4 separate regions of the Mus musculus genome follow, and regions 1, 2 and 4 are each linked to region 3. A link is a loop called in an ENCODE intact Hi-C map of the cell type or tissue named here. Cell type or tissue: left cerebral cortex. All regions are shown on one strand. Region 1 holds the start of E030030I06Rik (RIKEN cDNA E030030I06 gene). Region 2 overlaps Gm51761 (a long non-coding RNA gene). Region 3 holds the start of Eya4 (EYA transcriptional coactivator and phosphatase 4). Region 4 holds the start of Tcf21 (transcription factor 21).

Region 1 (8,000 bases), 1.2 Mb before region 3:
AATAAAACAAAACAAAACAAAACAAAAAACAAAAACAAACAAGAGACAGTTCAGAAGCTTAGGAATTCCCTCTGACTCATTCACTTCCCTGCCCTGTGTCTTTTTTCTAGAAGCTGTCAAGCACATGGTAGGCCCTCAATATATACTTGGTGCACAAACTGCTGATAAAACAAGTTTTACTCCATCTCTGTGTCTTGGTTCAGGTGATGACAGAACTCACCTGTGGAAGGGGAACACTCTGGCCGTACAGTCTTATTCTGACAAAGGCTCCAGAATTCAAGATTACGAACTATAAACCAGAGCAAGTCTGTGTGCAGGACATTATTGGCTCATCAAGCCTGGGACGCACCAGGTAAGAAAGAATGTGAAGTCAGTGGTGCTTTGCAAACTTGGGGGGGGGGGGGGGCGGAGGTTCACACCAACAAAAACAAGTCTCTCTTTCTGGTAAATCCATCTAAATTAAGTCTTAAAACTTTGAAAAAACTAATATGTTTATTGTGCTCCTTCAAGCTTAGAGGCTTAACTACACGTGGGTAGGGACTGTAATTATGATCAATTACTTATGGCTGGAAGGCACTTAAAAAAGCATCTGCCCTTTTAAGCAATCTTTAAAAACCTGGGCTTATGAATAACACTTGCCCCAGGAAAGACAACAAATTACAGGTTCAGGGGCTCAGTTTTGACATTCTCCCTTGGAAGGGAAAGAACTGTTGCTTATCTTTGATTTCCTAAGACTGTCCCTAAAAACACAAACCTCTACAGTAAGAATTTCTAGTTTAGCCACATATGTCGTTGGGTGCAGGAGTGGCGGATGGGTAGTGGAAAAAACTAGGAAGAAAACCAAAGGTGACAGAGGTGGCGGCTTGTGAGGATGATGCTATTAGTTAAACACAGGGTCATTTCACTAATCTCATCGCATAGTCAATCAATTTTCTTTGCTAACAAATTCAGGGTATGGGTGCCCAAGTAGCTTCTTGGTCCCTGCTGTGTAACAGTCTCCTCCAAGATTAAAACATCCCATCTGACAGGAAGCTCCTTAAGCAGGAAAGTAAACAATTCAGAATAGGGTTTCAGGAAGTCCCTGAAACTAAGCAGATTCACTAGGCTCCTCCTTGCCATATAAGCAAGTAAGAGATGAGTGTCCCTCTCAGGAGAGCAGAGTCACATCAGCAAATGACTCAGAGCAGACAAAACGCAGAAACCAGCCTAGCTGCTTGGTAGAGTCTGAAACCAACGGAGGTTCCTGGAAGGCTCAATCTCCAATCCGGTGAGCTGACTGCAAGTGTACAGTATGCTCTAGGGTATCAGCCTTGTGAGCTGTCACCCATGCTGGGGTGGGCTTCGATGACACAGGTCTTCTGCCTCTGTACATAAGCCCTCTTCCATATTCATATATATATATATATATATGATAAAACTCACCAAGCTGGACTTACACAAGTCTTGCTGTGTCTAAACAGGAATCTGATTTGTTCTGTAAAAATGTCAGACGGAGAATTATGCCTTCCCGGGGACCTGTTCTAGGCCAAGGATCTGATAAACTCTGACATATCCAGTGCCCGAAGTGGCTTTAAATTTAGAGGATTTTCACCTATGCTCTTGCTTTATCCTCACAACTCTAAGTAGGCAGGTGTCAAACGAGGTAAAATAAATTTAGAAAGCGCATCTTCTTTTTGCATATAAGCAGATGCTCCTGAATTCACAATTCAAATTCCTACTGTGGGATCAACTAAAAACCATCTAGAGACACACCAGACACAAGAGGATAAAACAGGAGAACAGGGTGAGCCAGCTAGCCAAAACTCTTCTGTTAGAGGGACTTGTATTGACCTGCACTCAATGATTGGTTATACAAGGGTGTTTGTTTGGAAGAATGCTACTTTGTATTTACATACATGACTGTTACCTTTTATCTGGACACCCCACAGGTAACAGACAAACGAAATTTGATACTAAATTCTAATGTTGAAATTCATCCTTTGCTACAGCTGTAGTGATCCTCTAGGGTAGTGAGTGACTCAAAGCCAGCAAGCAACTTTCAGGATCACAGACCTCTCTGAAGTGCAAGACACAGACAGACAGACAGACAGACACACAGATGGTAATCCACTTTTAGTAAAACCTGACTTTCTAGAAGACTCATTCTCCCTCGTCTCATTATCTTTTGCTGTTGCACCCCATGTACCCTTGCCACCCAACTAAAGCATAGGCACAATGGGGGCCTTTATTTACATTGGCTTTTTACTTATTTATGTAGTAATTAAAATTAAAATGTAGTAAAAAAAAGTAAAAATGTACTTATAAGTCTAACTATATTGGAGCCGGGCGTGGTGGCGCACGCCTTTAATCCCAGCACTTGGTAGGCAGAGGCAGGCGGATTTCTGAATTCTAGGCCAGCCTGGTCTACAGAGTAAGTTCCAGGACAGCCAGGGATACACAGAGAAACCCTGTCTCGAAAAACAACAACAAACAAACAAACAAACAAAAAACCAAAAAAAAAAAAAAAAACCCCAAAAAACCAAAAGACAAACAAACAGAAAAAAAAAAAAAACCAAAAAACAAAACTAACACCCAGCCCAGGAAGATTCTGTAGACTGAGTCCTAGAGGGCTTGGGGTTGTCTGGTTTTGTCCCTAAAAGACACCCAAAGCCCCCAGACCCCTTGGGGCACGCAGAGCGGTGTGGGAGGGGGAGGGGAGCCACCGCAGGTCTCTTTTTCTGCCTGTCTAGCAGGGTCACCGGTTTTATCTGAGGAAACTCAACTCTTAACTTTAGTTGGGCAACCAGCCGCCCCTTGCCCAGCACATTCCCGGACCCCATAGCCAGGGCTCCAGGCTCACCTGACCACGTAGGGTTGCTCTAAGGTCTCCAGGTGCCTCAGCACCGCCACCTCACGGACGGTGGAGAGCCGCAAGTCCTCCTCACTGGTCTGTACTCGCTGGCGCTTCGGAATCAGGAAGCGGCCGCCATTCTTCAGGTCGGGGGCCTTCGCCGATCTCTGCCAAGCACTCGTACTCTGATCGGCGCCACCCAGGCTGTCCTTCTCCTTGCTGGCTGCAGGCTGTCGGTGCGGCACAGAGGAACCGGGGTGCGTACTCTCTGACTTACACGCCTCGGGGGCCCCCGGGCTAGACGGACCGACCTTCTCGCCCGCGGGCGCAAGCCGGGCGCAGCCGCGAAACTCCGCCCAGCTGAGTCTCCGCGCCCTGCCGCCGCCGCCGGAGATCCCTCCTCTTCCCCCTCCGCAGCGATTACGTAGTCTGCCCACAATCTCTGCACCTAGGAGGAGGAGACCGGAGGACAAGGAGAAAGTGTGATCAGACTGCCCGGGAGACTTCCATCGGGTTCCACCAGCTCCCCTCATTCTCCCCTCTACTCGCCCTGGCTGCCTAATCCGGCCAGGTTTCTCGGAGAAAAACCAAGTTACTTTTCTTCCCCAGCACGGCTCGTGCTGTCTTTGAAAGGAAGAGGTTGCTGGGGCCCCTTGGGGATGAGCGCCGAGCGGGACGCAGCGGGACAAGAGGGGGCGTGCGGAGCAGCCCAGAGTGTGCCCGGAGTGCGGGGGAGGGGGGCGCCGGGCGCATCAGTGTCACGGCTCAATATTTATACCTATATCGTTGTTCTCAGCTGCCCTCCCTGACTCGTCGCGCGGAGTACGGGGCGACCTGGGGGAGTTCGGAACTGGCGTGAAAGCACCGGGGGTTCACCCATGTGGGGTCGCAGAGCGGGGTTGGGGCTCCTAGGACCCTGTAACCCAATGCTGCGAGTATGCGAGTAGGGGTGGTCAGACATCTGCTCGGAGATTGCTTCCTTTCTACTTTCAGTTTTTCTACAGGGAGACATTTGAAAGAGACTCGCTCTCACAAACGGTCTTTGGGGTATGGCAAGCTTAGCGGGAGACGAAATTCTGCCTCCGAATCGCCGAGGACCTCCCTTGTGGAAACTCAGGGAGGACAGACCATCTGGTAGGGGAGGGCTGGGGCTACTAGAGGTGGGAGAGCAAGGGGCCCTGGAAGGGGAGAAGTGTCCTGCTCCCTTTCCCGCGCGCGCGCGTGCACACACACACACACACACACACACACACAAAGATCGCAAGGGTATGGGAAAGGCAGGTCCGTCACACTTTTGCTTGTCCTGTCCTGAAAAGTAACTTCGGGACTTTGCTAGCTAACCGGGACTGGTCCTTAAGTTTTCAACCCGTGCAAAAGCAACCGCCCTTACGACGGTGGGGGTGGGGGCAGTAAACGTAGGTCTCCCGGGTGTGAGAAGGGTTAGGTCTCCCTTGTATCGCGACTTCAGAACCCCCGCCCGGTATCCTTGGCGGCTGAATGTTGGTAGCCAAGACAGTCGCTCTGTTCTCCAAAGGCTGGAGGCTAGGTCCCAGGCGCGGTCGGGCGTCCCATCCCCGTTCTGTTGTTTAGGGAAGACCGAGTGAGCCTTCCCGTCCCACCGCGGCCTTAGTCTGGTCTGGACCTTGTTCCACTACAGCCGCGTATCCGGAAAGGTCCCCATGCGTTTACCTGCCCCGCACCCCTCCTCCCCCGCTCGCTCTTCCGCCTGGAATTAAAGAACACATGGCGCGACCCCCACTGGGTGCGAGCATAGCACCACCTGGACAAGGCAGGGACACCCCAGGCTCCTTTGAAAGCTTTCCTAAAAAGCTGCATAAAGGACCCTCCAGGCCTCTCCCGGGGGTCGAGGGCCACATAGGTAGCGGGAGCAATGGCCTTGGCGCCCCTGTCCAGCCCAGGCTCCCGGAGGGGGCAGCACACGCACACCCAGACCGGAGCGGCGGTCCCTAGCCCCCTCTCCTCCTCCACTTTTGTTGTTGTTGTTGTTGCTTTACCACGCTGGCTAAATGTGACTTGACCCCATTTCAAAAAAGTTTGACATAGTGCTTCAACCTTTCTGCACTCCTCCGCGACTACAAAGGCTGCAGCCGCCTCCTTCTGCTTTCTGTCTCAGCTCTCTGTCTTAGCACTGAATGAAATCCTTCACGAGCTTCTCCGGAAGCCTTGCCAAAGGGTCCCCACCAGCTCAGCGAGGGGAGGCCTGGGGACCGCGACCCGCTCGTGTGCGCAAAGGCAGATGCGCCCGCACAGATAACGCCCACGTCCACAGGACGAATGCGCCGCGGAGCCCCGTGCTGCTCCTGCCCAGGGTGTGCATTTGAACTGCAAGGCTTTAAATAAGGAAAGTAAACTTGGGGCGTGAAGCAAGAGTGCACGCGTGCGGCTTCAATTCCGGTGGGCTGTGTGCACTACACTCCTTGCTTAACGCGCCTGACGGGTAGCCAGCAGGAAGCCTGGGCGAACATTTTACTCCTTCGTTGGGAAGATGGGGCCCATACCCACACCCCTCGGGAGGCTACAGAGGGAACTTGCACAGGGGAAATAAACGTGGGGGCGCGGAAACACATTCTCCAGCACGGAATCCCACCCAGACGGTGCACGTTCAATTTTAAATGTGACTGTCCAAGTAGAGTCAGTTTGAGGAAGCTGGACAAAAAGTGAACGTATGGGTATTTTACGCACGAAATCTGTTCAAGCTGGCATAGGACCCTGGTGTGGGGTGTCCGCGCTGTGGGAGGTTCCTCTCAAGACCTCTAGCTCCCCCCAGCTGGCCCCCATAACCTACCCAGTCTCAATGTTAACCCAAGGGGATTCCAAGGGGCCACACAGCCCCCTACACCCCGTTACTCTCTCCCACTCCGATCCTCGCCGAGGACCCCCGCGTCTCAGCCTACCCACGCGAGTCCGTGGCCCCTTACCTGCGGAGCAGGGGCGCCGGCCTCCTGCGAAGCTGGAGTGTCTGTCTGCCCCCGCGCGTGTTCGCCCCGCGGAGCAGGTAACTGACTACAGCGGCCCGGGCAAGCGGCGCTCTGCGGGCAGGGGATGGGCACAGCGGCGGAGGGCGGAAGGCGCCGCCCGCGGGGAAGCCAGGGAGGCTCGGGTGCCGCGGGGCGTGGATCTGCGAGCCTCCGGGCTGGAGAACGACCTGGAGGCGAGTGGGCAAATTACAGCCTTCCAAAGCGAGCGAGGCGGGGCCAGGCCCTGGCTGTGCTCCCCCAATGGTCGGCTCAGAACTGGGGGCCCAGAGGGTGGGGGAGAGTTTAATGAAAATTTCTGGTTCTCACTGCAACCACTCTAGTTGGGGAATCTCACGACTGAAAATAAGTGGCGTGAAAGGGATCCAGTGGGATGTGGCATCGGGGGGCTGCAGGGTTTCAACACCTAAGGTCCCCCAGAGTTGGGGTGTTGACAGGGTGAGGGGGTGTCGTGGGTATCAATCTGATGAGGACAGATAAAAATAAAATAAAGCAACAATACTTATGCGGGTTCCGTGGGGTGGTAGATAACATTTTCCTACACGCAAAAACCGGACCTTATTGAGGAGTGGGGTGCGGGGGAAGATGGTTGACAGGATGCCCTGCAGAAAAGAAAATATCAATCTGTCCAAGCGCTTTTCACTTTCAGCCTGAGCTACATTTGTTTTGTTTTCTCTCACTTCCTTTCTGCCTCACAAAGCCCAATCTTTACCTTTTTGGACAGAGGTTTTGGAATAGCCAAGCACACTTGTGGTTAAAGATCTATTTGAAGGGGCTGGCGGGGTCACAATTATTAAGTGGTTAGAAACAGTTGAGGGTTCACCAAGGTATTTCTGGAAAGCTAAAAAGATTCAATTTCAGTATTAAAAACGACTGCAAAATAACAGACACGTGCACACACAAAGAAGAGTGCTTAATTTAAGTGCTTTCCTGGGGACTTTGAAAGTTGAACTTTGGTAAGAATGTCTCTTTTACCTGAGAAAAAATGGATGCAGCTACTTTAGGTGAGAATGAGAATTTTGGTGAAGGGGAGGAAAGGTCTTCAAGTCTTTATACAAGGAGTAAAAGAAAATAGCTGTCTTGAAAATAATTCGATGTTTCCCCAAATCTATATCTGTAGATCTCAAAACTTTTAAACATCTTAAAGTAAGAGAGAGAAAAAAGTACAGGAGGGGCAATTTCTGTACTCTGTAGAAAAATCAACAAAATTCTGTTTAAATTTGAAATATTGCTTGTAAGAATTTTTTTATATTAGACCATGTTACTAATTTCACCATAGTTTTTTTTCCTTTTTAAAATTAATTCTGTTGCAATATGAAGCAAGGTTAAAGGAATAAAAAATGCTATAGAAAACTGTAAACCATTTTTTTACTACAGATGCATTGTAGTAATTTTTTTGACCATCAGTTAAACTTTTATTGGCTCTAAACAAACAAGATTTTGCAAATCTTCATACCCCACAGGCTCAATATAGAAAGGTTACTGTAAAAATCACAGCTGCAGTAAACGGATGCTCACTTCCCTGCTTAAAAGATTTCACTTTTCAAGAAAGAGCTGGTAGGGAGTGGCTATTGTGTGTACTTATCAGGAAAAATACAGTAAAGGCCCCACTGCTCAGTCCAAGATACCTAAAGTGAGCAAAATGAAAAGGCTGTAACTGGATGTCAGTTGACAGATTATCCACTAAATGATCTATTAGCTAATATCTTCGGTACTGCTGTTATACGGGCACTCAAAAGCTTATGTCTGTACGTTGGAACGATTTTCTTTAAAGCAACATTGGTCCAGACTTATGTCAATGTAGTTAGCCATCTTCCTTTGGAGGTGTGTACCAGCCATTTTTCTCATGTATCTGTACAATGGAATTATAGGACTGTTGGGCTCGTGCTAGATTATACTGATTCTTATTTGCTCCAAACTGCACCCGGGCTTTGCCTTTCACTAAGGTGGCATTGATCTGCATGATGACAGATTCTATTGAGTAGGCACTGCTCCAGCCCTGTTTTGTGAGAAGTTCCATACACAGTGCTCCTCCACCCAACACATACCCTCCTGAGAGAACAGGTAACACCACTCTAACAAACGGAGGATCAAATGGAAAATTATCCTTAAAAGAGAAGTTAAGCAAAATATATTCTATGCCTTCTTTTTCTTTTAAGATCTGAAGATCACTG
Region 2 (8,000 bases), 500 kb before region 3:
TAGCTGGAGCACTGTGGAGTAGCTGGAGCACTGTGGAGTAGCTGGAGCACTGTGGAGTAGCTGGTGCTGCCCAGCAGAGTCTTAGGTACTTTAAGGAACTTCTCACTTAACTCCTGTTAGTCTCCCTGAAGGAGAAACCACGGCTGTTGCTTCATCTGGAACAGTCTGTGTCTGCAACGTGCACGGTTACGTTTTCAAGAGCTTTTGCGGAGGTATAATTTCTCCTGTGCAGTATCTACTTCACAGAGAAATATCTAAAAGACTGGGGTGGGGTGGGGGATGGGTCTCACTTAAAACACCCTCAACTCTGAACTCTCAATATTTTGAAGATGCTACTTCTTAGCTAATAAACTTAATGCAATCTCCATGAGAATGTGTGCAGACCTTTAACAAGCTTGAGAACCCAGTCCTCATATTGCCTTAACATTTGAAAGGGTAAGTACTAAGCTTATGCAGGAGAATGGTGCGCTCTATTAGCGCATCTTAGGAATACTCATTAATTTAAATAATTGTTTCTTGATGCCCAAGTAGACAGACACACTTTTAAACTTATATGACTTCATGAATCCAAATGCAGGTGCAAACTTATGGAGTAAGTGAAATTTTAGATGAATGAAAAATGTATTTGTTCATTAAAAAAAAGTTAACTAAGCCAGACATGACAACACATGCCTGTAATCACAATCTTCTGGAGTTTGAAGCAGGAGGACTGCCACGAGCCTGAAGCCAGCCTGGGCTACAAAATGAATTCTAGATCAGCCTGGGTTATAAAGTGAGACACTGTCAAAAAACAAAACAAAACAAAACAAAACAAAACAAAACAAAAACAAAAACAAAAAAAATCTCCCCCAAAACCCAAAGCAAATAAAAGAAATACAAAACCAAAACACAAAACAAAATGAGAAGAATATGACAAAAAACTTGATGTCTTAGGATGTTCTTCTGTGACATAATTGAGAAAGTCATTGATTTTCAGGTTTTTTTTTTTGTTTCTATAACTTTTTTTAAAAATAAGGCAGTTTCATAGATCCTTAATTCTTCCTCTCAAACAAATTCCTCCAAACAGAGTTTAAGTGTTGCCCTGTAGCTCAGGATGGCCTGAAGCTCACCAATTAGCCCGGGCTGTCTTTGAACTCCTGACAATCCTTCTGCTGAGTGTCACAGTACAGTGAGGACAGGAAATGAGCACCACTGCCAGCTTCATGGAATACTATAGAATTCCTACAATCGAGACTGGATTTTTATTATACATGCATATTGATTTTTTTCTTTTGTTGTTTAGGCATCTGTAGAGAAGATCAATGTTGTTCCTTTTATTGGCTAAAATAACTACAAGGATGAGGATAAAAAGGAATTGATTCTTTTAATTTCCATGATGCCTGAAGTACTTTCAGCCACTTTTGAAATGGGTCCCTCAACTCTCCACTATTGTCATAGGGGACCTGGCTGAGACAGGATAGGTCTGCACAGACCCTGGGAACTTCTCCAGTGCTCCTGCTGAGGGTAGCAGACTTAGAGAAGTCCCTACAGTTTATTATCATTCTTTACACAAAAGCGGGATAATTTAGCATTCCCTCTCCAACCAAATTGGTTCTATCTCATCAGCCAACGATGCAAACACCTCCATGTAACAATGTCAAATTAAGCCACCCTGGAGGAGGGGGAGAGCTGGGACTGTGATAAATGACCGGTCAGTTCATTGTTTTCTTTCCAAGAGAAACCACAGCCAGGTTCCACTTTATCTCACCCTGACTTTTAACAAGATAGATAGCCACGCAAAATTTTCAGGTTCAAATAGTTTCCATCAAAGGGACTAAAAACCTTCACATTCTGGCTACACAGAACCTTCATCATTTTAACAGAAGGGATTTGATTTCTCTTACTGTATAAAAAGGAGCTTGATTCAGACCACTTTCCTAATCTCAGGGCTTTAGCCAGAACAAAAGTGAAGAAATAAACCATATTGTTTTAATCTCAGCGAGAGTAACAAAAGAATGTTGTTCCCAACCTTTGACGCAGTTTTTATTTAGAGTTGGGTATTATAGATTCACAGCACACTTGCATTAGCCTTAAAGTTGAGGCAAAACTGTACTGAAAGCAGTACAATGCTGGTAAAATTAATTGTCTGCCTTTGCATTTGATTGTATTACAACTTAGAATTTTATCCACCCATTTTGCTGGTGAATAGAGCAAATGTATTTTAAACAGATTTTAACGCAGCAGTGAATATAACATCGAAAAATCTGAAAATGAATTAAGTTCATAAATATAGAGAAAATGTCGGCAGTAGCTTGAATTTTTCAGATTAAGTACTGGACCGTTAAAGGCAAAGGCTGTAATTAGTGGGGGATGGGGGTGGATCCCGATTCCATGATACCGAGGTTATCTTCAGTTAAGAACCCAAGATATATAAAGGACACCGGGAGGCTGCCAACCCAAAGGATTTTTACTCAGGAAGGCCCTTCCGGTATCGGGTCACTAGTAGGACACCAGAGCTGGATATCAGATTTGATGACCTGACCGGAACCTGGAGAGACAGGATCCAGGGAGAAGACACTGATCCCCACCCTAACTTCCAGGCCCTGCAGGCAGCACAGCCAATCCCCTCAAACAGGGAAGGGGCACCCTGCCCTCAGGGCTGCAGGGACCCGTGCATGTGTGGTCGCTTCTGGGCATGCCCCTTGGGGATCAGCAGTGCGTGGGTGGCTCCTGCCTTCTGCTCTGGCATCTCCCAGGGTCACCCTGGACCGAACTCTTGGGTTGCTCAATTTATCAAGGCCTCACATGCATTGGATCAATAGCGGTCTTTCCCGACCTTTAGGACGACTAGTTCACTTAAATAGCATTCACTTTTGCTGTGCTCTTCAGTCCTTCGCCTGGTTTCAAACGTTCTGCCTTTTCTGCCGCCAGGGAGGGCTCTGTGGAAATGTCAACCAACTTTATGGGGCCCCCAACAGTCTCCTTTCACACTGCTGGGCTCCGGGGATAACTGGGAACAGTGGCAGATGTCCCAAACACTAAGGGGAGCTCAGCCTCTTGGAGTGCCCTCTATGTTGTCCAGGGCAAAGGATGTAGGTAAATCTCACAGTGCAGCTCCTCTCCTTTGTCTGGAGGGTGGGAACCGTGCTGTCTGCCCCACTCTCTCCCGGGAATCTTGGTTATTCCTGGATCATTCCCATTCCCTCTGCACTAAGCCTAAGAAATTATTAAGTGTCTTCTTCAACCTAAAGCCAAGCAACCCGGAGCTTCCGATTTCCTCTGAAATCTTTAAAGCTTTGATCCCACATTTGCAGCTCGGTTTCCCCCACCCTACCGTGCTCCTCTGGGATTCCCTCTGGTTCCTTGCTCAAAATACCTGCTGGCGCCAGAGGAAATTCACTTGTAACAGATACCCAGGGAGTGTAAAAGCAACACCCCATTTCCAGGGTCATGTTCCTCCCCCCACCCACCCCGTCTTCTGACCCATCAACGTGTCGCTTAGCGAGCCCCAACACCCGGAATTACTGTGGGTCCTTAGCGCGCTCTGGACGATCCGGGCCCTTTTAATAGAGTTGATGATTGCTATCTTGCACTCGGCGCGTCTCCTGCACTCCCTCTCCCTTGGTGCCTTCCATCCCCACAGCAGCGCAGGGAACGAGGGGGAGTCTGTGAAATAAACCTGTGGTCAGAACTGATCCGCAGGTCACTTTTGTGAGACTCTGGAAAGATTTTAAGTAAACTTCAAAGCATCTGAAATAAGAGAAATATTACATTTGTTTCTAAAACTGTTATTGAAATGGAAAACAAAGAACCCAACTAACACACACACACACACACACACACACACACACACACACACACACACCAAATCACACTTATAAAGTATCGGATGTAGATTTACCAGGTGATCTCATTCTACAATCTGTTTACTTTGTTTTTTCTTTTTTGCATTTCGCATGCAAAGTGAGCCGCAGGCTGTGAAGAAAATCCTGTTACATAAATGCAAATGGCCAAGACTTGGAAAGAAATAAGCTTCAGAGAAATGACACACAAAGAGACTCACTTTCTATCTAAATATTTGTGTCAAGTGGCTTTTATCTAATGAAATAACATTATTTTATTTCTTTCCAAAGAAGCAAAGAAGGGGTTCCAGCCCATTAGGAAGCCCCCTTTGACGCTGTCAGGGTTTTATTAGGGTTTCATTCCGCAATGCTCTGTTTCATTCGTGATATACTCCTGGAGCACAGGTGTTGGGTCCTGGGATTCCACGCAAGCACCCTCACGTCCAGCTTCTTATTCGGTTTTCTTGTCTAGTCCCTGGTCCCTCTCAATTCTACACCTTACAGACACTAGACATGATTCGGACTGTTGTACAATCCTCCGGGCTTCAATAACACTAAAAGGAAAGAAAGCATATATTTTGTTAGTGTTTGTAGACATCGAAGTCCAGTGAGATAGTTCTAGGTAATTTATTGAAAAAGAAGTTAGGACTCTGGGGCTGTTTTTCCTTGGCCTCAAGGCCCGAGAGCTGCTGAGCAGAGTTCTTAAGTTCCTAGTTGAAGTAGAACCAACCCACCTTGACGGAGAGCCAAGACTGAAAAAGCAAAACAAAACGAACAAAACAATGATTCTCCATGTCTTAATTTCTTTTGCAACATCAATATTTTATGGTTATGAATGTCTGATCTCCCCTGAGCAAATAATTTCCATATTTAAGAGTCTATTTATAGACGGTGCCTGCTTTGTTCAAGATAGCATCTCAGCAGGGTTTAAAGATAAAGTATGGATATACACAGGGGGCTGGGCTAATATGATCTTCCTTCCAGGAGAAGATCTGCCTCCTTTCAGAGGTTGGCGCTCTTGTGGGGACTAAGAGCTAGCTAGAGTGATGGATAGCATTTGTGACTTCAAGTATTTTCCACTGTGTTTATTTGTTGAATGGCAACGTCAGGGGTTGTAATCACACGAGCCACTAGAAAACTATCTTCTTGATCCTAGGAATGCTAAGACTGCTTAAGAATACCAGGGACAGCATGAAAAATACTTTACAAGCTCCAGATAGGATGTCAATGTTGTAATTGCTGTTTTTTGAACCTTCTAGGGAAACCAAGGGAGGGCCAGGGAGTTCCTCTGGGTTACCAAATTAGATTGCTAAGCTGTCCATTACAGAATTTATTTGACAGTTAAACTGTGTAAGGTCAGCTAAACCAATTGAAGAATTTCTTGCTCCAGAATATTTTGATGGGTGACAGAGTACAATAGTGTTGTTTATAATAATAACTTATCCTGAAAATAAATCAGCTTTTGATAACTCCTAAGGTGAATGGTTAGCTTCAGGTTAAAACTGACATGCAGGAAAATCAGGCTTCCTTTGGGCTTAGCTAAGACAAATTAACAGTAGGCTTAGAGAAGAAAAACAGCAGCAGTGAAGAAGAAGTGAACAGGATAAAGTATGGAGATCTAAACAATAATGCTCTCAATAATGGTAATAACAGCACTTTGAGTATCTTCATTTAGCTTAATAAAAAATTCTACGTTGTGTCTCAAATTTTAACGGAAAAGATTTTAAAGCCTGTAGTATTACTTAAAGCCAACATATATTACATTTCTGATCATTTGGGTTGTATAGAAAATGAAATAAATGTTGTACCTCCTAATAAACTCAACTTCAAATAATTAGTTAAATCTCTTGGCTTAAAACAAAACAAAATAGAACAACAACAAAACCAACTTAATTGTGCAACTTACTCAAGATAGAATTTACACATCTGACTTACACAAGTCAAGGATTTGTGTAGAATATTTGTTGATCTAAACAGTCACCACTACAACATAATTTTACATGTTTTTATTCCACTTTCTCCTAGAAAGCTGTGTTCCATTGACAGTTTCTCTCTTTCCTCCCTCCCCAACACTGCCCTGGGCAAACATTAATCTGCCTTATCATGTGTGTCTGAAATTTCATGTAAGTGAAATAATCCAATAGGTGGTCTTTTGTGATTGGATTTTTTCACTTATGTTTATTAGGTGTATATATGTCATGACATATATGTATATATACACACATATATACACATATCTATATACACACACATTTACAATTGAATAGCTTTACACCTCAGGGATGTGCTACATTTTATCTATTGAATATTAGGAACAATGTTGCAACAATTGTAGGCTCTGTTCTCACTGTGTAGATATTACTGAGCTCTGCTTCTTCCTTGTGAAAGAAAAAAATCATCTGTTTTCTGCCATGAAAGAAATAGTTTTATTGGTTGAGCTTCCTGTTATGAGCTTCATGTTATGAACTGTTTTTCCTGGAATATGAACAGAATTTATTTCTAAAGGGTCTTGTAAAAAAATACTTGAAAAGTAGAAAATATGTTTTGGTTGAATAAAGGTGAATTAATCAAGCAACCCAAAGAAAGCTACAGTCAAACATTAGACAGTATTTGCTTGTGTACTTTCAGATCAAGATTTATCTATTATCTATTATTTATTATTTTTCAGTGCAGAGGATCAAACCCAGGGCTTTGTGCATCCTGGGTGCCAGACAAGTTCTCTACCACAGAATTTATCGTCAGATCCTTTGCTTGTAATGTCAGATCCAGTGCAATAGGGATATCCCGCTATCTTTGACTCTCTCACCTTCAAATTCTTGGAAGCTTGCTATTGTGATTCTTGTGTTCCCACACAACAAGGACTTTTATTTTTTCACTGTAGACTTTGTTCTGCTCCATCTGGTGAGGGAGAGTTTCTTTAGTGTTTTGGCTTTCACTGTTGCTCATTATCTGATTTCTGTGGGATAGGCAGAAAACTTAGGATAATCTAGAGTAGCACAAATTTTTGAATGTCTATTGTTTCCCAAGTAACTCCCAGGAGATAGCATGGTTTATATTAGCTGTGAATGTGTTCTCTGTAGAAATGAATCATATGCGGATCTGACCAGTATATATTGATTGCCTTCAACAAAGAGTTGATGTTGTTGATGAGTTTGTGCCAGTTTTATGATAGAGGTAAGAATTTGTATTATTCTTATTAAACATACACACAATTCTGCTCAAAGTTGAACCAAGGTATCAAGGGAGGTTAAACTTGTTTTTATGTTAAAACCAAAGATCAAACCTATAAAACTCAGAGACCTTTCTGATTGAGAATTCATACAGCTTCTACTTTTTTATATAGATCAACCTTTTAGAATACCCAAGACCTTTCAGGCACTCAAACTTCATGGAACACAATCTTTAGCACACTACCATCCAACGCTCCCGACAAAGAACTTAATTTTCACTGAATTAAAAGTTACATTACACAATCTGAATCACTGAGCTGGTGGTAAGATAATAATGAGTACTCAGACTGCTCCCCCACCCCCATCCCAGCATCAGCAGCTACACTGCAAACATCACCATCTCTGTGCTGTTTCATGGGAAATCAATTTCATTCTATTCCCAAGTAGGAATTTTAAGGAGACAGATTCTGTCTGTTCAGCCACTGAAGTATCAGTTCAAATCCCAACCCTCCAAAAGACATCTACACTTTTGAAATCTCAGAAGCTCAAGACCAGGGTTGGGTTTCAGTTCAAAGAAAACATAGTCGTCCCAAGCTACTTGGGATTAGCATTAATGCCTCCTGACTCAACAAGACTTTAGGGCTTTCCTGTTTCCTCTCTTGTGTCTATTCCTAAACCTAGATGCAAGCTATCTCTCTTATCTTGAAGTCTCTTTTAAAATTGGGCGAGGTCAGTGCAATGAAGACAGAATTTCCAACATGGAAGTATAGCTCCTAGGCTATAAAGGGACTATAATAAGTTGACATCTTACTGTCAAAGTTTCTAACTGTCTTTCCCTTTTCAGGACATCAGAAGAGATACAAGCAAGTCTCTGAGCTTTGGAAAGCTTGGCTCCAAGCATGACTCCACAACTCATGAGGGTGTTGTACTCATATTACAACGAAGCACCTGGGATCCATTTGCCAGTATGCTTGAACATTCTCAACACAGGGTGCTTCACTGCAGAATG
Region 3 (8,000 bases):
GATTTAAAACAGGTAGTCATAGGAAAAAAATGTTCACCTAGAAAGAAAACTTATACATGAAAAGCATAACAACCACATAAATTTGAAGTATTCCTGAAATAAGACCAGGCCACTTATAACTGAAGGCTTCCTCGGGAAGCCCATTGCTTACAGTGTTAGGCAGTTTGTTCCTTGTGAGTTGGCTTAACATAAGGGTGTAGATTGATTCTTAGTCAGCTTGTCAAGCTTGAAACAACAACAAACCAAAACAAACAAACAAAACTGGCAACATCAAACTAAAGGCTGAAGCCTGAAAGGTAAAAGAAAATTTTAGTCATAAATTCAATATTCCACGAAGATGGTCAAGAACTCTTTCTGCCTGCAGAATATCATCACAAAGTGTTCTCACAGGGTCAGTGTTTATTAGCAACTTCCTCATTTGGACAACGCGCTTGCTGACTGTTACTTCTGTTTCCTTACGTAGGTGCTTCAGGGCCTGGTGAAATTATTCAGTGAGTAAAGGCTTACTATCAAGGCTGAAGATGCACGTTCCATACTGGAACCTGCCTGGTGGAGAGATGACTGTTTCCCACAAGTTGTTTTCTGACCTAGACATGCACGCGCTCACACACACCCACACACCCCCCCAAATAAAAATATAATACATGGGCATTTAAATTTGTTTCACTTCAGTGCACTTTGTGGCCTGTCTTAAACAATATTATCTATGTAATTGCAGATGCACTGAACAATTAAGCTTCTTTTCCTAACATCTAGCTTCTCTTGGGTAACAAATAATGAAGGCCATCATGACCCTTCTCGCAGAATTCCCATGCTGAACTGATGGGACCAACAGCCTACCATGATGCTTGAGGAGACGGGTGGGACTGAGAAGTTAAGACCTTGGCTCCACTCTGCTGCCATAAAACCAGATCTTAACATTTTCACCAATAAAATGGGATGAATGAAAGCCTCTGCTGCATTCGTTCACAGCATAACTGAAAGGATTAAGATTCACTAACCCCATAAACTTTGCACAGCAGTGCTTTGCAGGAACTAGATCCTAAATTGCTGTTAGCTAGCCTGTCAAAAAGGTCATGTTGAGCCCATAGGATGTTGACTTGAAGAAAGAGTTACCTGGCAACCATACTGAGAAGACTTCCTTTATTTAAAAGCATACTTTAAGATACAAAGATACTTAAGAAAGTATAATCTCATATATAAATTTTCATGATTTTATATTGGCATGTTAAGATTTTGGTTTGAAAGTACTCAAATGTGATTGTAGACATTGTCTTACAACTTAACAACTATTTATTAGGTAATGTCCTGAGTTACTAATAGGAGAAGCTGGTTCTTCCTTCCATGGTCCAAAAGATTATTAAAATAAAATAGCTTACTGCATGTAAACTGTTTTAAATTATGAACACTTTATTAAAATGCTTGACATAGGAAAGCATTTCTGATATTTTCACAGGGTCTCTTTCTTTATCGACCATGAAAGGATGAGAAAAGGGCTAAACCAATACTGATAAGTCTCAAATATCAAACTAGACTATTAGGTCAGAGCTAAGATCAATTAGCACCTTTCAATGACAGAAAAGGTTCCCGGAGACTTAGAAGTGACTCTTTGAAACTGTCTTAAATGTCCCTATAAATGTAGGCTTGGCGACCCAAAAGGGTTCTGTTTTTGCTGTGTTTTGTTTTGTTTTTGTTTGTTTGTTATCGGCTTCATCTCTAAGGATAGTGGTACATTCAAAAAAAAATTGCATCCTTTTACAGCAAACACATGGGGAGAGCAAGAAAAGTCCCCAGGAAGTGCAGAGGAAAGTGACTAGAGCACACGCTGATGTACTGTGTGTGCCACAGCACTATTAAGTGACAGTAGTGTTTACAAAATCTTCAGACCTCTTAAAGCCAGCAAAGTGGCTTGTGACACTTTTGAATATGGGGCTCTTGTTTATTTTCTCCCACTCAAGTTCAGGCTAAGTGACGCCAGGCTTGGCTCCATGCACAATTTAATGAATATTCAGTTCGTCTCACTCAGACACACCAAGCTGTGAAATGTAGCATTAAACATGGTAACACTTAAAGACATCCTTGCACCTAACCCATCCGGAGGAGGACAAATGCCTGAGAGAGCATGTCCTTTCTAAGTTCACCAGGAAAATTCCATGAGAGGAGCAGGTACTCAGCACTGCCACCCCATTCTGGGTGGTGTTGATTTCTTTCACCCGGTAACCGTTGTAATAAAATCCCCCGACTGTACTTCTGAATACAATTAGTTTAAGATAGTCTACTGAGACACACAGTGTAAGAGTCGAGAGTATGGAAGGATAATGTCCATCCGAAAAAGAAACTGTCAGGGTTATATTCCCACTAAGATGATAACAAGGTGTTTCGTAAAGGTTTGCCCAGCTCCTCCATGACAGAATTCCATACTTTTGATAACAGACTTTTCTGTTTGTTTCTCAAATGAGTGATCTGAAATATTTACAACCAGACAGTACCTAATTTTAGGTTTTAAGTGCTTTAACAGCTCCGTGAAATATGATCAGCAGCTGCAGTACAGAACTATGGTGAATAAGCCCCCTGTAACAGGGGCCTGTTCTTACTGAACACTGAGTATTCTTAAGTTTACCCCATAGGAAAAAAATACAGGAGATAATGTAAAAACATCATAAATGCTCACATTCTTAAATTACTTAGCACTTTACTGAATCTCAAAAGGGATTATCTTTCTTCTTGAATTCTGCATGAAACCTGTGAGCTTCCGCTGCATGGAAGCTAACAAAGCTTAAGTTTGTTATCTAAAAGTTAGAACGTGCATGTTTTCCAGGGCGCTAGCTTCTCTATCAACAGCCATGGGGGTTTCTAGCATCTTACCCTTTCAAAGTTTCTACTCAATTTAACTTGGGTTCATCACATTTAATAAAGCCACATAAATGTATTTTTAGATATGGCATCAGCCACACAGAGCTTGCATCAGTGACGAAAAACATGAAACTGGACACTGTATTTCCTATGGGTGTGTAAAATTTATTTACACCACAAATCACAAGATAAATAAAAGAAAATTTAGAGATGGAGAATATGCTTTCTTTTTAACCCAGAGATATCGGCAAATCTTCAAAAATGAACTTCTCTACAAAGACTTTTTTTCCTTCCAGTTTCTAGAAAATGCCCAAATGTCCATGTTTGTGTTTCTTAATGAGAACAAAACTGTTCTTAAATAAATTTATTTTTTACACAAGTTGCAGTGTTTTGAAGTTTTTTTACTGGAATGTGCTAGCCAACGCTATGCTACTTATGAACACAGATACACAGTTTTGTTTTGGAAATGAGAAAATTGTAATATTCAATGAAATAAACATAAACAAAAGGGGAAAAACTGAATAGCCCTTCCACTTATAACTGTGAAATTCCCTTGGATGAGGTGGTCTTAAAACAGGAAGGCAGTGTGCTGTGTTCACGTTCGTCTATTTCACGAAGTCAGGGAGCAGCAGGCTTTTGAAAACCAGGTTCTTTTCAGACATACCCTTACTAGGAAGGACAAGGAATCACTCATTAGAATATGAGATTTCAAGCCAGTTCAGATGTTAATAGCGAAGATTTTGATGTCGGTTTGTTTTTAACATTCATGTGCGGACATTACAAAAATGTTTCCCTTTGGATTACTTACAGCCTTTAATAAGGTGGAATTGTTTTTACAGTTTTTATCTATGTTGGATATTATTGCAACTCACTCTGGCAGTCCTTCCACACAAAACAGTCTGTCTTACATTGCTATTGCTTTTTAAAAATTTCTTGGGATAATATATTTTTTTAAGTACAAATGTCTTTGAATGCAAATGTCTTAAAATGCACCATAAAGCATATCAAATTATTTTGTTTTAGAATTCTTTCCCTTCAGCCTCTGCTAAATTTTGTTTCTCAGGTATAAGTCTGACAAAAATATATGTTGTTTTTTTTAAAGTAAAATAAAAAGTAGGTACCGTTTCTACTTAAATATCAAACTTTATTGGGAAATTGTATCAAATACAAGTTTTGTCCTTAAAACTTAAAAAATTAAATTAAATTAAAAGAGAAGCACTCAGCAAACAAAAAAGCCACAGTCCACTTTCAGCGCTGTCAGTCACCCACGGGTAAATGAAACTTCAGAAGTTGTTGATGGGAGTCCGGGTTGCTAAACACTCCTAAAGACTCCCACCTAAGTCCCCCAGGAGCCTCGCTGAAACTGACAAACGCTCATAGGTGCAAAAAGGCGGCGCTAAGAGAAGAGCAACAAAATACCATATTCAAGAAGATGTATTTCGCTCCAACAATTACGTTGATCCCAGAGTGCGGAGCCAAAGGGGGTGAGGGAGAAAGAAAACTGTTAAGTGTGGGCTCTTAATGTGAAACCCAACCTGTTGGATCTCTTTAGGTATCAGATTTTGGAAGTGTCTGTAATGACAGCCAGGAAAGCAAATTAATGGCCAAGGGCCCACTGGGTTTGAACACGAGACTCCAGTTACCTTCTCACAGATCAAGTACACAACACACACGCACACGGAGGTGCCCCACGTGTAGCTGCGCAGAAACCAAAACACACGCCACGCGCTTGGTGAGCCGCCACCTAGGTTGTCCCCGCGCGGGGATGCGCGCCTTCCACGGGGGCCCTCGAGTTCAGGAGGCTCCCTGAATGGTCCCTGCGTTGTCCGGGAGAAAAGGAGAAGGCCACGCCGATCCCACCCAAACCGCAAACCCCGTTAGTCTCCCAGGAACTTGAAAGATGTGAGCTGAGGCGCTAACATCCCAAACAAGGGGACGGTGGCAAAAATCAAACTGCACTCCCTTAGTTTTGCCACCGCTCTGCCACCAGGCTCAGTCAAAACCTCCTTGTTTCTTTCAGAGAGATTGCGAATCTCGAATACAAAGAAAAAAGGAAAAGAATTTAGTGCTAATAGAAAAATAAAATGAAAAGTTTGGGGTTGCTGTGGCTTGCAAAACGAAACGGGCTCACACAGTCTGTCTCCCAGTCACAGATGACCAAGCTCTACAAGCGTTTAGAGTGCCAAGGCCACCCCAGATCCAGTGAGCTCTGAGAGAAACCTGCTCGCCCCAGCCTGGTCCTTGGCTTTGGAGAAGTTAGAATTGCTCCTCAGCATCCGCTCCTGGAGCCAATGAACGCGACTCCTCTGACAAGGCGCCTCTAATTTCACAGACCCTGGCACACTGCAAGAGACATTCGTCCACGCCACGTAAAAACCATTAAAGTGACCCCCCCCCCCTGTTTAGACTGCGACCGGTACCTGGAGACCAGGGCTTGGCCTCTGGGTACACGCGCTCCCGGCCTCACGCAAACCCAGGCGCCCACGGCTCTCCAAGGGACACTGAGTGAGGCAGCACCCTTACTCCACGTAGCAGGTCATCACAAAGTATTAAATGTCACCGGGTGGGAGTGGGAAGAGTCTGGTGTAAGCTTCCCGGGCGACAGGGAACAGGGTGCAGGCAGGTAGGATCCGCACCCGGGGACGACGCGAGACTCACTCAGGTCCTGTGGCGCTAGACAAGAGGGGTTACTGGGGACCAGGTCGTTGAGGGTCTTCCTGGGCGAGCGTACCACTGAGGTCCTAGGGACCCTGGCCATGGGACACTGCTGTTGGATCATCGGGGAGAACTCCGAGGCTCACACACTCTCCCTGCGCGCGACCTCCATCCCCAGATCCCCATTCACGCACTACAAAGTGTCTAGCTAGCACTTTCTAGGGGACAGTTTGGGGGAATCATCCAAATCTGGACACACCTCCCCCCTCCATTGGACTTCAAAAACCGGGTCGGATGAAGAGAGGACACTCACCTCTGGCGGCCCGGACCGCCTTGGACTCCCGAAGTTCAATTGTCTGTCCCAGCCAGTGATCTGCGGGTCCGATCTACGTATTTACTCGCTTTCCTTCCAGTGTCTAAGTTTTCCCTTCGCGCTGTGTCTCTGGTAAAAACAGGACATCCCTTTCGGCCACCCCCAACAAATAGCTTACACAAGTGGGGGAGAAACAGGGCGGGGTGGGGGAGCCGGCTGCGAGGGGGGGGGGGGGAGGACGAAAGGAGCCGAACCAAAGTCCGAGCAGCCGAGCGGCGTTAGCGAGCAGAAGAAAAGAGAAAGCGCGCGCGCGCCGGGTGGCCGGGCGTCCCTCCGCAGGTCCCCGCCGCTCAGTCCCCTCTCTAGGGCGCCGACCGGGAAAGGTTTGCGCGCAAGCCGGGAGCCGCCGGAGCGTGCGCCGCGCCGCGGGCAGCCTCTCCCTAGCGCGCGGAGCTGGAGCCTAGAGGCAGGAGGCGGGATGTGGGGGGGTTGGGGGGGGACGTCGCCGCCTGCGTCCTGGGGCTAGGGTGGCCGCTGGGGGCCTCCCGGCAGGCCGCCGGAAGAGCAGGAGATCTTGGCGGGCGCAGAAGCCCTCTCTTTTTATTCGATCTCTGGAAACTGCCTGTTATCATCGGCTTTTTTTTTCTTTTTTGAGGTCTCGCGTGGGGGGACCTCCGGGGCTCCCCGGCTCTGCGCGTCTCTGGTGGCGCCGCGGTAATCTCCGCGCCCTCTGCGCCGCCTCACCCCGCCCCCACCCCGCCTGGCGCTGGCCACCGAGGCCTTTAGACTGAAGGGACCAGCCCGCCACCGGGCTCCTCGGTCCCCCACCTGCTTCTGGGCGGCGGTCCCCTAACTACCCTGTGCGAGCTACAGGCCCTCAGTCGGACTCCTTGCCACTTACCCCAAGAGAGGAGGCAGAAGGGACTCTAGTCCACTTGCAACAAAGTTAAACGCCAACTGACACCAGCCCAAAGCTTGCTCTGGATTTAGGAAAGAGCTTTTTCCTGGAGATGGAAGCGATGAAGGAGTTAGCAGCGTGCAGACGGGCAGCACTGGGAAGTGCCTGGGCCCCTTCCAGGCCGGGCGCAGCTATAGGCGCCCCTCCCAGGCGCCCAAAGGTCAGACTGCAGTGACTTCCAAAGGCCAGTCAGAACTGCTCAGGGCACACTGCTGAAATGGCATTTTGAGCCTATGCCTTCTGTTGATGTCTTTTGTACCTACATTGGATTTCATATTTCACAGACAAATATAAATATCACACTCTTGGACCAAAGCAAAGACAATCCCCAAATATTACTCCCATATAACCCCACCTTTCCCTAAAGCCCATTGTCTCCATCAGTAACATCTGTCCTGATACTTTGATAATGTGTATCAACTCATTTTGAATTTATTGTCAGTTGCTGTACTGCTCACTTGTGGTTCACGCGTGTTTGTTTAATTAATTTCCTAATAGTTATTAAAGCTGTATAAAAGATAACCAAGGCCCAAAGAAATCAAAATAATTTTTCCCAAAGAAAATCAAGTCATCTCTAGCAACAACGCTGCCTTAGATATGGCCATAGGGATGAAAAAAAAAAAAAAACCACTCCACTTCGAAGAAAATCTAGTTTTAATATTTTTATCAACTAAATGATATTCTGGACTTTTTTCAGAAACAAATTTCATCCTTCACTTGAGCTTGGTTTTATGTTACTAACAGGAGCCCTGAACTCTAGTTTAAAAGGAAAATCCATGCTGAATATTTGTTTTTAATGAGCGGGGCATTGTCTACAATGATTAAGAGGAAATGGAAAAGATGCTGGGGCTTTAAATTTAAGCTGATAAAGGTAGTGTCTTCCCTCTGCTTGCTTATTGGCTGTTTCTCCCACAGATCAGTTTCAGGGAGCTTGAGCCAGGCCAGGCCTAACTTCCCCCTTTCTGGCTCTCTGAGTGGAAGGGTTTCTGGTGGTGCTTTGCAGCCTTGGGAGCATTACCCAGAGTGCATTCCTGCGATGGAGAGGAGCACCGGTTAGTATACACTCAAGGGACATCAGCAACAAGAAAACCTCAATTATTTTGTTGTCTCCAGTTCATAGTTCAAAGTGCTGTATTGTCGGTTGGTTGGATGTTTTTGTCCACGTGACAAAGCTGAGATTCGAATGAGTCTGTATACATCCCAATCTATATTTTTAGCCTC
Region 4 (8,000 bases), 530 kb before region 3:
GCAGATCTGGGATTAAGTTGTACGAGGTGTGAGCCTACGGTGCCCAGAGTTCTTTCCTTCTTAGGAGTCTAAGGGATCCAGCAATACCTTGGTCTCTAATCTACACAGCCTTTTGATTCATTGATTGATTAATAACTGGAATTTATCTTCTAGGGAACAAGATGAGAGCGCACCTGGTCGGGCCATATCCTTAGTACAGAACCGAACTCATGTTTTCTAAGGGTGAGCAACTCAAGGCTGACAGTTGTGTGCATTTACCCTAGAGTGAGCAGCAAACTAGAGCATTGAACTGGAAGCATACTCTCTCTCTCTCTCTCTCTCTCTCTCTCTCTCTCTCTCTCTCTCTCTCTCTCTCACACACACACACACACACACACACACGCACGCGCACGCGCACGCGCACGCGCACGCGCACACACACACACACACACACACACACACACACACACACACACACAGGCACACTCTCTTTTCCTCTGCCTTAACCTTTAACTCTTTTTGTTTCCTTAATTATGCATTTCAAATCATGGTTCTCAAACTGTCCCCAGACCAGCAGCAGAAACATCACATAGAAACCTGTGACCCCAGACCTCCAGATTCAGTCTCTCCGGAGGAGGATAGGGACTCACAAAAACAGCGTTGGTTTAACAGTCGCCCTGGGTGGTGTTCTCTTAAGGACTGGAGATTATATATATAACCAGTAAATACCCGAGCTCTGTTTATTATTACTTTTTGGAGTAAGTCTTTGATTTGAGAGTGGGCACACCTGCTAAAAGCACACTGAATTGCTTGTAAAAATTTTAAGTCCTACAAGCAATGGGGGGGGGGCGGGGGGAGAAGGGAGATAGAGAAGGAGGGAGGGAGGGAGGGGGAGAGGTGTCATTTGCTGCCACATTATGAGTCTGTGTCTGAGAACTCAGACTTTTGGAAACACCTCATTTTTCTCCTAGGTGGCTATAGTAATTTGGTCATTTGCCTGGTCCTTTTTGAAAGTGCTTTCTCTAGGATACTTTTTATAGCTTAAAGGTCACATGACACTCCTCATTCTCTCCCCTCTCCCCTCCCAGCTCTACTGGCTTGGGACAAAGATAGTCTCTACTCCTTTGCAACCGCATCTTAAATTTTGGCACTGGAACCTAGGCTGGGTACCAGGCAGCCAGGGAGTTGCAAACTTTGGGGAAGAAGTGAGAACAAGAGGAGCAGGGAAGAAGGGGAACATGGGAACACGGTGAGTGTGGGCAGGGTCTGGTGGAGGGGGTTAGTGGCCAGTGATGCTCTGTGGGAGAGGAAGGACAAGGGATGGAGAGAGGGAGTAAGGGATGAGGGATGTTGGGAGAGAAGGAGAGAGAGAGAGAGAGAGAGAGAGAGAGAGAGAGAGAGAGAGAGAGAGAGATGAGGAGGGAGGGAAGGAGAGAGAGAGCGCGCGCTTATTTCTGAAGAAAGTTTCATTTTGTAGGAGTAATTTCACTAAACAGCTTTATGCAAGTTCAGAGAACGGTTTTCTGAAAAAAGTTTCATTTTGTAGGAGTAATTTCAGTAAACAGCTTTATGCAAATTCAGAGAACACCAGAGGGAGGTGGAAATCTATCTGCTTAGAAGAAACACATTTTAGACCATACAAAGGACCATCACCACCGCTGCTAAAAACACACCCTCTGTTTGGGTGTAGTCACCTGCCAACTCATTCAAGTACTGGATATTTATTTGCTGGATCTGGTCTTTCACAAAGAGGTCACACATATTATAATTTCATTGAGCGGGATTAAAGCTTGGACAGCAACTGGGGGAAACACAAACCCAACTCTTACTAATGTTATCATTATTTTTTTCTTGTAAGGATGAGAAAGCTGGATCTGGCCCTCTGAGAAAACAGCCCCGTGTGGAGCCAGGACTTTGGTTTCTCATGACCTTTCTCCTCAAGCCGAGGCTTCAGATTATAACTAGGATGAACAAAGACTTTAAAATCGTGTATGTCTCCTGTTTATGGAGAAAAAGCTTCTATGGGGCCACCCGCGCAGAGTGCGCAAAACGTCAAGAATTTACTTGGCTGGTAAAAACGTGACTAGAAACTTGGGAATTTTCCTGGGCTAACCGCAGCCTGACTTCTGGTGGTAACACTAACCTTCCTTCCTCTGCCAGAATCCCTGGGTCCGTCTGGCGAGGGCCCCATCTCTTAGGTGGAAGGGAAGGCAGGTGAGCGTATGAGCAGGTGTCACCACCTAGAGTTTGAACTGAACTCTTGAAAGTCAAGTTGGGATAGGTCTGAGGCGTCGCCAGACGCCTTGAAATATCATCCAGTGAAAGTGTGCAAACGACACAGATGAAGAGTCACTGGACAGCGGAGTTTGCACCTGGGGCTCGGTGGCTTCTCAGCTGTGACAAACCCCTGGAATAGGTGTTTCCCGGAAGATCTCACGAAGGCTCCGCCCCGCGTGGTCCTTACGTGGGCTGGAGTCCTGAGTAGAACTTATCCTAACCAGGTACCAAAAGCAGCTAAGAAGTAATGGGGGGGGGGGAGGGGGTAAGGGGTGTCTAAAAGCGAAGCGGAAGTTTCAAGGCCTCTAAGAGGGATAACAGTATAAATAACCGAGGGCGTCTTGTAAACACTGCGGTCATAACCCCGAACATTAAACAGCCGCGGTGGCATCTGGCACATCGCCGCGGCGGGCTGCGCTGGGGCAGAGGCAGCAGGGTCCCAGGCTCCTCTGCCTAGCCTCTCTGTTTATCTCAACTTAATCTTCCCCTATGTGCTGTTCCGCAGTCTGGAAGATGTTTAAGTTACTACCCAGCCCGCGGGAAATCTTGGCGGGAGCTTAACGAAAGGGGTAACCGCACCGAAAAGCAGGCAAGAACGGTTACTGTTGCAATTAATTAATTAATTGCCAGTCAGTAACAAGCAAAATATCTTGCTGCATTTGAAATTCACATGAGAGCTTCAATCTCTTCTTCACTGGATTGCAAGCAGCGTTTGGGTCTGTTTTTAAAATCACAGAAAACACACGGAAAGTTATAAAACTCTCATAGTTTACTATCAGGATCCTCAGAACAAGCACACTGTAAAACAGTGGAGAGTCAAATTTTCTTTTTCTTCGTTGTCCTCGGGTCTGTGTGACTGGATAACTGTAATCCTGTTCATTCTCTATTTACAGTTATAATATCTTTAGTGGGCTTAAAATAACTGGGATGAACAAAACAAGTTTTCAGTAGGAAACATGACTTGTCTTTTCCTAGTTGGAATCAGAGTTAATCTTTTTTCTAGGATCTTGGGCTAAATGTTAAAAAAAACTACCTTTTAATCATGAAATGTCCCCATGGATTCCAATGTTCTTCACAAAATTTTAAAAAAGAAATCACACCAATGTCCAGGCTTTTTTTTTTTTTTTTCAATATAAAGAAAGATTTATTTTCGGAAGTAGCAAAACCTGTTTGAAAAAAATATATTTCTTCGAGTGACTTATTTTATAAATGTGACTGTCAAAGTCAGCTATTCTATGATCTACATTTTACAACATATTGTACAAAAGATACACATTGATAGGCTCTTCTTATCTATTTATATATAATATATATATATAATTACATATTGCACTTGGACCAGCCAGGCTTGCAGTCATTCATGGCAGAAGTTAATCAAGTTAAATAGATGAGAATCGGTAAGTACAGTTGGTCTCCTTTGGTTTGGAAACGAATCTCCTCGTCGCAGTTAAGTGTTCTTGCGGGGTGGGATAGGGAGAGGAGCGATGCAAGGCACCAGCAGAGGCAGGGAGGGAAGGGCAGGGGTCGTCACCCTTGCCGGCCCACTGCCCCCAGAGCTCACGGTTCCCAGACTCGCACCTCCAAGGTCAGGATGCTGTAGTTCCACACAAGCGGTTGGCGGTCACCACTTCCTTCAGGTCATTCTCTGGTTTGCCGGCCACCATAAAGGGCCACGTCTGCAAGAGAGAAAAGGGTGGAGAGGGTGAGTAGACATGGGGAGGCGGCGCAGTGCGCAGGCAGGCTAGGACCAGAGAGGCCACGGGTCTGTCGCTTCCTAGGTGTATTAATGCCAGGCAGGGTAATGCAAACAACCCCAGGAGGTGGTGGTGGTGGTGGTGGTGTGGAGGTGGAGGTGGAGGTGGGGGTGGGTGGTGGAGGTGGGAGGTGGAACAAGGGCAAAACAGGTCTCCTGGGTTCTAACTGGAACCCCGAAACAAGCCCAGACTCAGCTCTGAGGCAGATGTTCCAGGAGTTCTAGCAGGGCGGGTGGGAGGACCCTGGCCCCAACTACTCAACTGCAGATCTGTGGAGGCTCTGGTCTAGCATCCTGGCCTTTATTGACTTCCATTGATCTCCCAGTGCAATCCTAGCTATGGCCACAATTTTAAGTTAGTAGTAACCCCCGAAGGGGGTGTGCACTTATAAAAGACACAGGCACATTTTATTTGAGATCCTCCTACTAGCGAGGAAGCAAAACTGTCTCTTCCCTTTCTTTCTTCTTCCTTTTTCTGGACTGTTATAAAAAAAGTACATTCAAGTTTTTTTTTTTTTAATATTTAAAGATGAAGGTAGCAGCAATTATAAATGTTCTAATTGATAATCTCATTCTAGTTTTAGATTGTAAAAAAAAAAACACTACCCATCACAACAACAACAACAACAACAACAACAACAACAACCAAACCTTGTTATTTGGAAGGAAAATATTTTTCCTGGCGAAAAGTGTTTTAGTATCCCCTCCCCCAATTCCTGAGACAAGCTGAGTGAGAATACAATTCAAGCCTCTTTGTAAGTGCTGGCCAGAGGGATATCTAATCCTTATCATATGTAAACAAAAGTCCTCGTAAGGTGGTGGTATTCTTTGGAGCCTGCACGTTTTAAAATGAAATCAAACGAAAGAGGGAGTTAAAAACCACCTTAAACAGTAAAATACCTCTGAGAAAGTCGATTCAGGAACCAGCACTTGCTTTTCAAAAATTAGGCTCATTCATTGTGACTGGTAGTAGAACCCATGGCTGTTATTTTGTCCAGTACTAGGACCTGAGCGGATTTACTGATTGCGTTGACAGTGGCTGGAATTTCTGGGATTTAAAATGGTAATCTACTTAGCCAAACACAGAATATTTAAGTAGCTGGGGGGGGGGGGGATTTGCATAGACAGTTATGGAGGTGGAAGAACATAAATATGTCTGCATTTAATAGCCCTAAATATACCAGCGGAAAGAACTGACTTAGGTGCTTATAAGAATCGGAGGGGGAACTCAAGTTTGCTCTTAGCCAAAAGAGACAAAGTAAGATAGGTCTTCTGGGTGCCCAGCGTCTGCTCAGTTTCACGACAGAGGAAATGGCACCCTGCGCGGGGATCCCTGGTCTTTGCCAACTGAATACCCTCGGAAATCCCTTAATGGGGTGCCACGTCAAACCCTAGCACAAATCACTCGCGGGCTCGGGGCGCTTGGTGCAGAGAGCCAGGGCGCTGCGTGGAGCCCGCGCGGAGGTTCCCAGAGATGCTAGGGCGGCGATTTAACGAGTCACGCTCTCGCCCGCGTCCCCAGGCCCAGCCAGAGGCGCGGGAGGACTCACCAGGTTGACTGGGTGAATGTAACCGTTCTCGTACTTGTCGTTGGCCAGGATCTGCCTTAAGTGAGCGATGTAGCTGGACGCCAGCCTGAGAGTGTCCAGCTTGGAGAGCTTGGTGTCCGGGGGCACCCAGGGCAGGGTGGTCTTGAGCCTGGAGAAGGCCTTGCTCAGCACCCGCATGCGGGCCCGCTCACGAGCATTGGCCGCGTTGCGCTGGACCTGCTTGCCCTCCTGGCTGACCCCGCTGAGCGGGCTTTTCTTAGTGGGCGCCTTCCTCCTCTTGCCTAGGCCACCGCGACCCTTCTGTGGAGACCCGTTCTCGCAGTTGGAGCCCTCCTCGGTGCTCTCGTTGGAAGTTCCAAACTCCTTGTTGGAGTCCACTTTCAGGGAGTCACAGTCCAGCATCTCCACCTCTTGAAGGTCTTCTACATCGCTGAGGGAGCCAGTGGACATGTTTAGAGAGGTGGAGGGAGGGAGGGAGAGAGAGACGCTGAAACGGAAACGAAAGGGTCTCAAAAGTTTGGAGCTGCCACTTCGTGTGTTGGGTTTGAGGTGGGATCTGGCAGTCCCGTCCCCCAGCTTTCCCTTTACAGAGTCGTGGAAAACGATCACAAGGGATCCCGCGACAGGGAAACCAGTGCTCTATCTCCCCACCACTGGAGTCCTGGCCTTAACGGAGAGTGAAAGAGCGCCGAGGAATTTGGTGGACACTAAGAATTTATCTGGGGAATAGAGAGGCGGATCCATGCAGCCCAGGGGAGGGGCCTGCTAGGCCCAACAGACTTCCCAGACCCCTTTCACAAGCACAGGAGACTTCACGCTCAGACCTGGTTTCCAGCAACCGATTGCAACATGCCTGTACCGGATTCCTTCTTCCTCTCAAGTCAAGGAGTAACTTAGAACCATTGCCGAGACTCATCTCCTAAGGCCCCTTTCCTTTGAGGGAATCCCAACTGATTGCTCTGAGAACTCAGAGAAAGGGCCAGACCCTTTGCTCTAAGTGGCCTTTCCCCCTAAAACATCTCACAGTCACTCTTCCTCCCAAGAAATAACAATCAAAACCCTGCAGCCCTTAGTTAATACCGGCTAAGACCACAGGGCTTTACCAAGACTGCATTACCGTGCACTGGCTAACACAGAAGTCATAGGTCCTATTTGTCCGGACGAGAAGAGGCGTATTTTACCAAACCAAATGTTTGAAAGGAAAATGCTGATCGCTGGGACGATTTTTTTTTCCAGATGCATTTTACTGTTTAAAATTTACCTGAGGTAAATAGGGGAAGGAAGTGGTAGAAAGAAATTACTGGAGAGAAGGAAGGGAGAGAGGGTGAGAAGGAAGGAGGGAGGGAGGGAAAATAAGAAAAAGAAAATCCATTACCATCCAGTCTCTTTGAAGGTATCAGGGAATTGCTAGTGCATAGGAACACACTTGACTACTGAACACACATGTACACACAAACACACACACACACACACACACACACACACACACACACACCATACATGCAGTTGACTGGGAATGGGCAGGCGATGAGAGAGGTTATATGGATTTGTGGAACATATTTTGCGAGCTGAGAATCTTTCCAGTGAGATGCAACTCACTTCTCTCCTGTCTTAAAGAAGACTCTGTGGCTCCTGGCAGCCTCTCTTTGCCTGACACCTTTTGTAAAGACTGTATATTTTCTTCTTGTGCTTGCTTTCTCTTCTCCCATCCTCTGGGCTACTAGGGTTCCTCATAGAGAGCTGGCCTAATAAAACACAAAACAGGACTCATGGCTTTGGAGAAAGAACCTTTCCCATCCTTCATTCCAGCTGGGACTGTCTTTCTCAGGGAATGATAGTCATCTGGGAGGTAAGAAGAAAAGCAAAGGGAACAGGAACCCAGGGACTGAATGAAGGGAGATGAAATGGTTTTTGTTTTTTCCCCTCAGGAAAAAAAAAAAAAAAAAAAAAAAACCACTGTCAGATTTCGTAACCTTACAATTAGGCACTGAGGATTGGGGGCAGGAGCTAAGAGTAACTCTCTCCATGGCTGACTCTGAGTCCAAGCCACTCTGTTACACTTAGATATGGGTCTCTAATCCAGGCTCAGCTGGGAATTCACTAACCTCTAAGATTTTGTTTTGTTAGCAGAGATCTGTTTGCTTTCCCCCTATGCTGCAAACTAAACAGATTGTCAGCAAATCAGTCTCTATTAATGAATTAGTGAACCCTCTCCCCGCCCCCATAATATCTTTCTTGAGGACCCAAAATTTGCTAATCACCAGCGTGGAGATTTATGGGCTCCTATTTTCTGTTGTTTGTGCAGGTGGAGATTTAAATGACTGCATCCACTCCCAAGATTTATTGCAAGAGTGATTGATGTTATAAACCAGGAAAGGACTCTTCCCACAGCAGGGATGACAGAAATATCAAGTTGAAGTTGCCTTTGTCTGCATGCAACG

Evidence for each region. A loop is a pair of places that touch in the nucleus more often than their neighbours do. Peaks named below come from ENCODE experiments on the same cell type or tissue, not always from the same donor. Only the 100,000 strongest peaks of a DNase experiment are listed, where the experiment ranks them.
Region 1: it touches region 3 in a loop (8-fold over the local background); 4 of 42 quality-filtered maps call a loop at or near these places.
Region 2: a loop joins it to region 3, with 3 times the contacts of the local background. A loop is called at or near these places in 3 of 42 quality-filtered maps.
Region 4: it touches region 3 in a loop (6-fold over the local background); 2 of 42 quality-filtered maps call a loop at or near these places.

What each region holds. Positions count from the first base shown.
Region 1 is chr10:22,145,650-22,153,649 of GRCm38, forward strand. It overlaps E030030I06Rik (RIKEN cDNA E030030I06 gene), which reads right to left and starts at 3,621. Exons shown (of 2, transcript NM_001254745.1): 1 at 2,840-3,621. The coding sequence starts at 3,363. It also overlaps the pseudogene Gm4895. In left cerebral cortex, a CTCF peak has its summit at 2,893; DNase peaks (open chromatin) are centred at 3,215, 3,763, 5,041, 5,130 and 2 more places; H3K4me3 peaks cover 1,595 bases; H3K27ac peaks cover 177 bases.
Region 2 is chr10:22,840,602-22,848,601 of GRCm38, forward strand. It overlaps Gm51761 (a long non-coding RNA gene), which reads left to right. Exons shown (of 2, transcript XR_003948853.1): 2 at 7,836-8,000. Among named protein-coding and RNA genes, the nearest start is that of Gm46217, 8.4 kb to the right of the region's middle. In left cerebral cortex, no CTCF peak of the experiment used is centred here; no DNase peak of the experiment used is centred here.
Region 3 is chr10:23,343,941-23,351,940 of GRCm38, forward strand. It overlaps Eya4 (EYA transcriptional coactivator and phosphatase 4), which reads right to left and starts at 5,950. Exons shown (of 19, transcript NM_001347372.1): 1 at 5,822-5,950. In left cerebral cortex, no CTCF peak of the experiment used is centred here; DNase peaks (open chromatin) are centred at 4,257, 4,760, 5,077, 5,801 and 3 more places; H3K4me3 peaks cover 2,406 bases.
Region 4 is chr10:22,813,895-22,821,894 of GRCm38, forward strand. It overlaps Tcf21 (transcription factor 21), which reads right to left and starts at 6,249. Exons shown (of 2, transcript NM_011545.2): 1 at 5,560-6,249; 2 at 3,369-3,932. The coding sequence starts at 6,009. The coding sequence ends at 3,843. It overlaps Gm10824 (a long non-coding RNA gene), which reads left to right. Exons shown (of 5, transcript XR_380181.3): 2 at 154-222; 3 at 1,068-1,228; 4 at 1,838-2,480; 5 at 7,865-8,000. In left cerebral cortex, no CTCF peak of the experiment used is centred here; no DNase peak of the experiment used is centred here.